Regions from separate parts of the Homo sapiens genome. Here region 1 is linked to region 2. A link is an interaction called in ENCODE POLR2A ChIA-PET data of the cell type or tissue named here. Cell type or tissue: MCF 10A. All regions are shown on one strand. Each heading gives the region's core, and the rest is flanking DNA. Links, peaks and the distances in the headings are about the cores only. Region 1 overlaps SIPA1L2 (signal induced proliferation associated 1 like 2). Region 2 has its middle 13 kb from the start of LINC01745.

Region 1 (5,382 bases), core at 141-5,140, 170 kb after region 2:
ACAAGAACCAAAATATCGACTTACTGTCTTAACTAAGAGATGCAGATATTGACAAGAAAAGAATTTAGGACTTGTTCAGCATCAGTGAACCTGGAGTTTTTGGGGAAAAATAAATTATCTATCTGGTTCATCAAAGAAAGCCTTACTTGCACTTGGGCCTTAGAGTTCAGGAAACCCGTAGAACCTACTGTTAAAGGTTTTATGTCTTCTTTATTTTCAAATGGTGTTTTGTTAAATATACCTAGTAGACTATCTGAGCTATTTTCTTGTTGAAAATAATAAATTATTAATAAATGGCAAGCCCAGAAGATATATTCTGTTATGTTATGTTATGTTATGTTATGTTATGTTATGTTATGTTATGTTATGTTAATGTTATGTTATGTGATGTGATACATGTGCAGGTGTGTTACATAGGTAAACGTGTGCCATAGTGGTTTGCTGCACCTATCAACCCATCACCTAGGTTTTAAGCCCGGTGTGCATTAGCCGTTTATTCTGATACTCTCCCTTCCCCTGCCCCTCTCATTGGCCCCAGTGTGTGTTGTTCCTCTCCCTGTGTCCATGTGTTCTCATTGTTTGGCTCCCACTTATAAGTGAGAACATGTGGTGTTTGGTTTTCTGTTCTTGTGTTAGTTTGCTGAGGATAATGGCTTCCAGCTCCATCCATGTCCCTGCAAAAGACATGATCTTCTTCCTTATTATGATAGATATATTCCTAAAGACTTGATATAACAAACAACACACAGTGAGTGTTCTGTAAGTTAATAGCAAGGTGCCTGATGAAGGCATTGACTATTGCTTATAATGATAGTGATAATTCTGGTCAAATTTTAAATTTTATCACCGTATTTCACCAACTAGATCCGTATTCTTTCCTTTCTCTCTCTCTCTTGCATTTGCCTGATTTCTTTCTCCGTAGGCTCAGTTTTCTTCTTGCATGTTTCTGTTTTTTCCCCAGTTGCTTGCCCTTCTCCCTTTCCTTCCATTCTATCTTTCTGCCGTCCTCTCCTCTAACACTTATGGAAATTGCCAGAGATACCCCTGGTTGGCCTTTGCTCTCTTATTTTCCTGACTCACTTGAGTGCCCTCTGACTGTGAAGACTGTGAATTCCTTCCCTCATTCAGAGGGGATGGGCAATGGAGGCAACGGGTGTTGGAGAATCGAAACCAATGAAGGTTTGCAAAGAGGCTGTCATGGCAGAGGCTGGCTCAGTGAAATGAATACTCCAGTTTGAAGGTGCCACTTCATTGCCATCTTGCTTTCAGTGTTGGTGCTTTCTAGTTGAAGTTTTTTTGTTGTTGCTGTTGTTTTGAGATGGAGTTTCATTCTTGTCTCCCAGGCTGGAGTGCAGTGGCGTGACCTCGGCCCACTGCAACGTCCACCTCCCGGGTTCAAGTGATTCTCCTGCCTCAGCCTCTCGAGTAGCTGGGATTACAGGTGCCCACCACCACGCCCGGCTAAATTTTGTATTTTAAGTAGAGATGAGGTTTCACCATGTTGGCCAGGCTGGTTTCGAACTCCTGACCTCTTATGATCCACCCACCTCGGCCTCCCAAAATGCTGGGATTACAGGTGTGAGCCACCGTGCCCGGCCTTTATTTGAAGTTTTAACTTGCTGGGAGCTGGACACTATTTTACACGCTATACAGGCATTCGCATTGGGCACCATGCAGCTTTCTCCATACTGCAGGAACAAGTTAGACACAGACCTTTCATTTTTGTTTTGACCTTGTAGTCCACACAGAAGAAAAAATGCGTAATGAAAACTGGTAGAATGAAGCTCAGAGGAGCCAGATCTAGATTGACAGGTCACTGGGGGGCTCTCTGAAGTAAGAGGGCTGTCGTCAGACTCGTGGTAGAAAGAGGCTGGCCACAGGGTGCAGCTGGGATCCCAACTCTAGCTGGTTCTGGAGGGTGGGCCTGGGGGAATGGGGAGAGCACAGAATGAGAGAAGAGCTGCTCTCCAGGTCAGTTGTGTTTGCTCTTCTTGTACAACCTGCGTGAGATCCTCTCCTTTAAAACCTCAGTCTTCATGCATATTGGCCTGGTGATGCTCTGTACCAAATTTCTGAGGTAGTGGGCCCAGATCTACTCGGGGGAGTGCAGAATTGAAGGCAAAGATGCAGAAGGGGAAATCTCTTATTATGTCTTCTCCCGTCCTTGAAGATGTTCAGGTCATTTTCAGGGTTGTTTGACTTTTAGGAAACTACTTAATTTCTCTTGACCAAATGAAGTTTAAGTGATTTTGAGTGTTCTCGTTTGACCTTTGAGTGACAGACCCTTAGACTTTTTGCAGTTGTAAGTAGTAGGAAGGACTCAGATTGTTTCGCACCTCTCAAGGCCTTGCCTAAGGTGTCCACTAGTTACCAAGAAGCCCTAGATAAGACCCTACCCCAAGGGTTTCAACTGGCATCAGGTTAGACAGAGGAGTTGAGCTGCTTCACCTGCAGCGGTTTGTGTAGTTAGCCTGGTAGAAGGCTGGAGATTGTGAACCGAAGATGATGAATAAACAGATTTGCTGTTTGCTTGACGAGGAGACTCTGAGGAGAGGATTTTCATTCTGTGTTGCCACAAACAGAGCATGTGACTGCTACTTCCCCCAGCAATCAAAACAGGATTAAGAGGAGTAGAAAATAAGGTAGATAAAACTTGCATCTTGGGAATATTCGTCAGCTGTCTGAATAGGTAACAAAAATAGAAAAAAGAACATGATATTCTATATACGCTTGCAGGTTTAGATGCTGAGGTCAAATTTTGTCTTTGTCATTAGTGGTGAGTCAGCTCACCCACCCACTGTCACATTCTTGATGGTTGGGAAATTTTGAGCTCTCTACTCAAATTGTACCTTCATGTGATCATCAAATTATTGAAAGTTTTTCTTCTCAGTTATGTGTGTATACAAGCACATGTGTGTATAGTGGGGGAGGGGGGGTCACAAAACACTAAGCCTGGGGGACTTTAAGATTATATGAAGTAGGAATTAGCATAGAGATGGCAGCATTCTCTGTACCACTTCTCTTTGGATAATTTGAAACCAGTAATTTTACATAGGCCATTTGAGTGCCAGTGGTGAAAAGGTTTTAATGGAAAGTGGTGTTGGGGGACTCTGTGGAAAGGGAGCTGGTGCCATACAGAGTGAGTGCCTTCATGTGGAACGATGCTTTGAAAGGATCAGATATTGCGGAGGCACCAGGCATTCTTTCCCTCTGAGTCATTCTGGAGGTATAACCCCTGCTGAGGGCCAGTTACTGTTCTCTGTGTTGGAGAAGAGAAGTGGGTGTTTGTAGGGTTAGGAGACCTTCCTCATCTGCCCCATACCCCCTCTTCTCTTGTCTGACATGCCTGAGTGATTCTGGTGCATGCCCTCAACAGCCCCATGGCCTGCTGAGCTAGGTGTCAGCAGAAGATCCCCATCCTGGCCCCATCCTGGCCTGACCGTGATCCCACCTGTGCCAAAATGGAGATATTTCAGCTTTATTCTGCTGCCTTTGAAATTACTGAGACTTTTTGTTGTTTCTGTGTAACCAATGTTAATGAGGATTTGAACCTAGCATTTCCTCACTGATGGGGTAAGAACTTGCCTGGGAGATTGTCACAGATAACTTAAATAAATGATGTTTATTACAAAAAGGGTTACACTTAGGTTATTTTTGTCATTTAGGAAGTCTGTAATCAGTGAATGAAAAATGGACAAGCTTAAATATCATAGTTAGAGGTAGAAAGGTTATATGTAGATAGTTTAAGGATCATGAATGAACAATAATAACTGTGGAACACATTTGCGTATGGGAGGCACTATTCTAAGCCTTACCTGCCTCAGCTCATTTAATCCCCACAGCAGTCCTGTGAGTTAGGTCCTATTAATTCTCCATTTTACAGATGAGAGAATCGAGGCTCACAAAGGTTAGCTAACTTGCATGTCTACACATGGTCTAGTAAGTAGAGCTGTGGTTCTGACCTTGGCGTCTGACTCCACAGCCCATCTGTGCTACTAGCCATTATTACACCATTGCTCCTGCTAAACAAGGGTGACGGACACAAAACCAAAGCTTCAGGGATTTTTAAATTAAGAAAATTTATCATTTTCCTATTTTGTGAAGTATTCCTTGTTGCTTCATTTTTTTTTTATCTTTTGAATTTTAGTATATTTTTAATGTGGGCACTATAAAGCGATGTATTGCTACTATTGTTCTTCTTAAGCAACTCTGATGTTTTGCTGTTATACTATTGGTTTAGTTGCATACTTATGTACATAGGAATATTTCTTAATTTTATTGATCAGAATTTCTTGTTCCAAGAAGTAGGACATTCTGTATTTACAAATTGCTTGGTCCCACCAAATTAATACATAATGTAATTATTATTATTTATTTATTTTTGAGACAGGGTCTCACGTTGTCACCCAGGCTGGAGTGCAGTGGCACAATCACAGTTCACTGTAGCCTCAACCTCCCAGGTCTCAGGTGATCCTCCCACCTCAGCCTCCCAAGTAACTGAGACTACAGATGCAAACCACCACACCTGGCTAATTTTTCTATTTCTTGTACAAACAGGGTTTCACCATGTTGCCTAGGCTGGTCTCGAATTCCTGAGCTTCAGCGATCCACCTGCTGTGGCCTCCCAAAGTGCTAAGATTATAGACGTGAGCCACCGTGCTTGGCCCATAATGTAATTACGACATGATGTGGTATAGAAAAGAATAGTTCCAAATTAAAGCACATTCTTTGAGATAAAACATCTTCAGCCATAAGACATCCCAAATATTTGGACACAAGAGAAATTGGTTTTTGACTCTTTATCACCTCAACTACTCCTCCTGTCAGTCGTCTTATTTTTTTTTAGGCAGAAGAACTTTTTATTTATTACTTATATAGTGAAATCATCCATAGCAATATTGCAGTTACAAGAGAAAAAGAAGGAGCTTATTAGACTTAGAACTTCTGTCGTTTTGTTTGTTTGTTTTATTTTTCATTTTTGGAGAACTCTTTTTCACCAGTCCGTTGACAGATTTTTAATGATGGTGTAGGCTGGCTTTCATTTCAGCCTAAAGGCTTCTTTATTTGGTGGGCTGATTTCTCTCAGTCCCTGGGCTTTGCATCACTGGTGTCACATACCATCTGAAACAGGGTGAGAAGAAAGTAGTTCCTCATAAGCAATGATTCAAGAGGCCAGGAGAGTGGTTGGTTGGGACCCTTACGGCTAGAATATAGTTTTGAGCATCTCTGAATTCCCAGGCCTTAAGTTAGATTCCCTCCAGTTTTCCTTAAAGGTGTTTTGCCTGTGAAAACCATCTACATACACCAGACATTGGTAAGAATATTCTGCTTCATGGTTACTGAGATGAGGCTGCATTGCCAAAAGAGAGTGAAGGATTTCGG
Region 2 (5,382 bases), core at 153-5,152:
GTGCTGGGATTACAGGCATAAGCCACCATGTCTGTCCTCTACTTCACTTTCATTCAGAGCGGATTGTGAGGAATTGCATCTTTGGTAGTCTTTTCATTGCTTTTTTTTTTTTTTAGCCTTTTTTTGGTTAGCCTTTTCATTGCTTTTTTATATTCTAAAATTAAATATAAAATTGATTGAATGCAAACAACAGTAGTGACAAGGGGTTACAAGCTTGTGGTAATAAATGGCCTGAATTTATAATGGCCCTAAGTTGTAACTCTTCATAGAGTCCTCAGCCCCTCAGCCTCACTCTGGCATATCTCAGTTTCTCTGTTATTCTGCTCTATGAATGATCTCTATAGGGTTCATTAGTTCTTACATAGAGTACTTGATTTTGAAAAAACATGAGGTATCCATCTTAGTTTCTCACCCAATAACTGATTACTTCCTCTCCCCCGGATGGCTGGTATCATCCCACTGTACAGGTTCAGTAATGTTCTTGTTCTCCACATCTCTTAGTCTTTAATACAAATACAAACGTTATACAAAGTTTGTTCTTCCAGCAGGTAGGGCACAACATGTTCAAACAGGAAAACTGGGTTTCAGTGGCAGCTTGCCAGATTAACCAGCTAGTGAACTTGGCCAAGTCACTTCACATCTCTGAGTCTTAATTTTCTTATTTATAAAATAAAGATCAAAAATATATTCCTAAGAATGCTTAGCCCCAATGATGTAAAGATGTTTAAAATTATAAAGTGATATACAAATAGAATGGATCAATATTTTGATTTTGTGTTTCTTCCACAGATTCTCTAAAAGCAACAAAAAAGTAGTGAGTTCCTGGATTAGATACTCTGTGGGGTGCTAGGGATGTGAAAACATGTCTCCTTTTCTTGTTTTCCCTTTCACATGAACTACCTTGACTGCTAATTTTATCTTCTCAGATTATATCATTTTCATACGATATCTCAAATCTTTGGTAGATTGGAATAATGCATTAATAAATTAATAATTAATAAAAGAAAATAAAATAATTAATGGTACAAGGCACAATACCTCCTCAAAAGGAATGTATATCCCAACAAGAGGACACGACAATATTTTTAAAGACGATTTCACAACATCAGGGACGTTCTGAAAGCCCTGAATGAGTGATGGAGATGGTACAGCTGCAGGAGAGATGGGAGAGATCGCTAGAAGACATGAAGTGGGAAAAGGCTTCGGAGAGCAGGTAGTGCTCCTGCAAGGTCTTGAAGCCAATGAAGATTGAAGAGAGCCTTTCATCCCAGAGAGGGAGGTGAACAAAGATTCAAGCGCAGAGACGGGTCAAGGGTATTCAGGAGGAAGTAAGGCAGCCTGGAGTTGAGAGAAAGGACACTGAAGTACAAGACAGAAAAATGACTTTTCAGAGGCTGAAAATGTACCAAAATGTACAGGCTACTGGCTCTTGTCCACCACCACTTCCGCATTTGCACAATCTGAGAATCCTGTACAATCTGTGAGGCTCAGGAACAAGCCACTTGGATGGGGGTCAGCAGGCCTGGGTGTCCTTACCAGCTCTGCAAGTCACAAACATCTCCGAGCTTCATTGTTTTTTCCAGAAGAGCAGTTCTCCACATCCATATTGCAACACATTGGAATGTTTAACAAGTCATTTGTTACTATTATGAAATTATTAAAGTAGGTGAATATTTTAATTAGAAATCACTTGTTTCAAAATTTCTTGAATGGAATGAAAGAAATGGAAAAGGGAGTGTGTAAGTCCATGAGAGGGGGTGACCTATGTCACAGCACCAATAGTGCTGTTCTAACATAGAGGGAATGGGGAGAGACCAGTGTCCTAGAACATAAAGGCGTGGTTCTATATTTCAAAGTGCCCCATAACAAAGAAGTAATAAGACGACTAGGTCTGGACTGTGCCTATGAAGGTGGAAAGTCTGAAGACACACTTGCCTCTGGAGAGTATGTAGTCAGTACTCAGGCACCGGGTAGCTCCTCAGAAGGAAGGAGCAAGAGGCTCTTACTGGTTCAGAGGCAGCTTGTCTCGGGATCTCAGACGTGGAAGGCTGGTGTGGTTCTGATGCATGCACAGCCAGGATTGACTGGGTTTGCAGCTTTCCTTTCTCTTTTCTGTTCTAATTCTGGAGGTAGAACTTGATGCCTCCTTTGAGTCCTCTGCTCCTGTTTCCTCTGTTCCCATTTCCTGTTCCCGATGGATCCTGAGAAATATGTGAACACTTCAAATGATGTTTGACATTATTGAAAAGGGCCCTCTCTAGAGAATACCTTTTATTATGTGAAACATCTTATTTGTGATACGTACAGCACTTGTGTTTAAGCTGTTGCCAATTTATATTTGTGTATGCAGTATTAGTTTTCTTTGAGAGGCGGCCAGTTAGGACACTTATGTTGCTGAGTACCCATTACATTGTGAAAGATACCCCAAGGCTAGCTGATTGTTCAGTTTTTCCAGATTTTCTGTCTTACTGCTAGTGCCAACTGTGCGTCTGGGCATAAACCAGACCCTGATTCACCAAAGGCTGGCCATTGTCTCTTCCTCTTACCCATCTATTCTAACACACCTTCAGTCACCCAGAGCCCATAGAGTGCCATCAACAATAGCACACCTTACACGAGAAGAAAGATGAGACTTTCTAGTTTACTAGAAAGAATGCAAGTGTGAACATTCTGCAGTGAGGAAAACAAAAACCAGAATAGAAAAACACCAAAAACTTGGAATATTCCTCTTGGTTTTCATTGAGTTGATAGAGTGGGCTCTTTAAGGATGGGACGCTTTACACAATACATCAGGTCATGAGTTCTCAGCAGGGGCCAAAAGGGACACATTGACAAAGGAAGACATCATTTTCATCCAGCAGATTCAGGGACGAAGGGATCTGTTTTATTGATGCAGTGCTGAGTCACTTAGCAGCTGACTCATTAGCAGCCATTAGCCAGCCCACAGTCAACAGAAAATGAGCACAATTGTGCAATCTTTACAGAAGAGAATTTACAAATTAGGGTTGGCAACCGAACTGACAGATCTGGGACTGTTATCAAACAGAGGAGACTTTCTGCCTGCTGACTATTTTGGAGACTTGAACCCAGCAACATGAACACCCAGGAAGCTGTTGCACACTACATACAGGTCAAACAAGACTCCTTTAAACTGATGTTTTTCTGTCTGTCTCTGTTTGCTCCTTGTATGAGATTATGCCATTACATTTATGCACTAAGCAGACAGATAATACTATTAGTTCTGATTTCACTTGGCTCCTTAAACACCATACAGGTTACTAACAGAGCTGTTTTAATACATATTGGCTCTTTGTGTCATGCCAAGACACAGGTGTCACTAGGGGACACAGGGCTGGAAACTTAGCCAAGCATGAATGGCCCAGAAGGATAAGACTGGGATGTCTTCTAAATAGGGAGAGGAAAACGACTACCATAAAGCCAGATAAGGCAACAGGAAGTGTTCGCCAGGCTTTCAGCAGTGGGAAGTGCTACCATGGAATCCTTCTCACTCTGGTGGCCAAATTTACTTGATTTCTACCTTTCATCCAACCTGGTGCCCCTATGGTGGGCTTCACTATGAATTACTCAGTGAGACCTCTGGCTAGTCCTGCCTTTACCTTGGTACCCCCACTCTCTCAAGGTCAGGTTTCCCTGACTGATCACTAGCTCTCTGAAGCTCCAGCCTGGTAGGTAATTGGGCACCTGTCTGAACCTCAGATCTATTTTTTTTTTTTTTTTTTTGCGCGACAGAGTTTTGCTCCTGTCGCCCAGGCTAGAGTGCAATGGTATGACCTCGGCTCATCACAACCTCTGCCTCCCAGGTTCAAGCGATTCTACTGCCTCAGCCTCCTGAGTAGCTAGGATTACAGCCATGCGTCACCATGCCCAGCTAATTTTGTATTTTTAGTAGAGATGGAGTTTCTCCATGTTGGTCAGGCTGGTCTCAAACTCCTGACCTCAGGTGATTCGCCTGCCTTGGCCTCCCAAAGTGCTGAGGTTACAGGCATGAGCCACCACGCCTGGCGAAAACCTCAGGTCTTTAAAGTCAGATGGTCCTGACAAGTTAGCCTTACCAAGAGAAGACGTTCTGCCAGGTAGCACTGGCTCCCAGCTATGAACCCTAGTTTCTTCTGCCATTTACTGGCTGCATACCTTTGGGCAAATGACTGAAATCCCTAAGTGTCTATTCCTCCATCAGTTACATGGGAATACCACTGCAGTTCCATTTAGCTCCACAAGACTCCATTTACGCAACAAATATTCATTGATCACCTCTGACAAGCCTGGCTCTGTGCTAGGCACTAGGGACACAGTGACAAACTGTAAACTACGCAGATAAGGTTCTTTCTCACATGGAAGGAAATTTACATGTTACCTAGGGTGGGAATGGGCAGGAGGAGACAAAATAACAAAGCAAACAAATTTACCTCGTAATTTTTGATAGTAACACATGCTAAAAAAACTAAGAAAGAAAGATACAGAATACAATGATTTGATAAAGAGTGACCAGGGTGGAGGTGACAGGATTTAGCCAGGGAGGTCGCATTTGATATGAAGCAATGCGAAGGTACATTGTGAAGATATGATGCGTGGATATGAAGACCACCTTGTGAAGATGTGGAAGCGCAGCAGTCCAGGTAGCAGAAAGAGCAGGAGCCAAGGTCCTTAAGCAGGAATGAGCTTGACTTGCTCTGAGGACACGTGGGGGAGTGTTGGACTCAGAAAGGTAGGTGATCCAGTGTGCAGTAGCAGATGAGCTTATCTGACAGGCAGAGCCAGTCATGTGGGACACTGAAACCACAAAAGGAGCCTAAATCTTAGTCTATATTCAGTGGTGACTCTGGGAGGAATTTTCCACAGGGAAGTGACATCGTCTGCGTTGCATTTTAAAAGACCATCCTGTCTGCTTTATAGGGTGGGGATTATAGGAAGAAGTGAGTGTAAAAAGAATAGTTAATAGAGTATGCATAACCCAGGTAGGAAATTCTGGTGGCTTGGCTTGGACTAGAATAGTTTCTGGAGATAAGGAGAAGTTGACACAGCAGGGATTCATCTTGGAGATAAAGCCAACAGGTTTGCTGATGGATTGGATGTGAGTGGATGGGAAGGAAAGAAATTAAGGATGATGCCTAGATTTTTGGCGAGGTGTCTGGATGGATGGTGGTAACTTTAAATAAGATGAGGAAGAACAAGTCAGGGCTATTAGGGGAGGAAGGTCAGTGGCAGTAAGAGTTTCCCTGGAGCCAGGTTAGTTTGTCATTCTTCTTAGCCAAGTGAGGTTGTCAGATTGGCAGTTGAATCTACTCTACGTTTGCAGCTCAGTGGAAAAATTAGGGATGGAAATTTTTTTTTGTTTTGAGACAGCGTTTCACTCCTGTTGCC

What was found. Peaks named below come from ENCODE experiments on the same cell type or tissue, not always from the same donor. Only the 100,000 strongest peaks of a DNase experiment are listed, where the experiment ranks them.
Region 1: POLR2A ChIA-PET joins it to region 2 with 6 read pairs; 1 of 35 experiments calls an interaction of 5 or more read pairs at or near these places.

The regions. Positions count from the first base shown.
Region 1 is chr1:232,536,238-232,541,619 of GRCh38, reverse strand. The region is part of intron 2 of SIPA1L2 (signal induced proliferation associated 1 like 2); the gene reads left to right. Among named protein-coding and RNA genes, the nearest start is that of SIPA1L2, 91 kb to the left of the region's middle. In MCF 10A, for the core only: no CTCF peak of the experiment used is centred there; DNase peaks (open chromatin) are centred at 2,789 and 3,209.
Region 2 is chr1:232,702,508-232,707,889 of GRCh38, reverse strand. No RefSeq gene overlaps it. Among named protein-coding and RNA genes, the nearest start is that of LINC01745, 13 kb to the left of the region's middle. In MCF 10A, for the core only: no CTCF peak of the experiment used is centred there; DNase peaks (open chromatin) are centred at 589, 1,559, 2,439 and 2,949.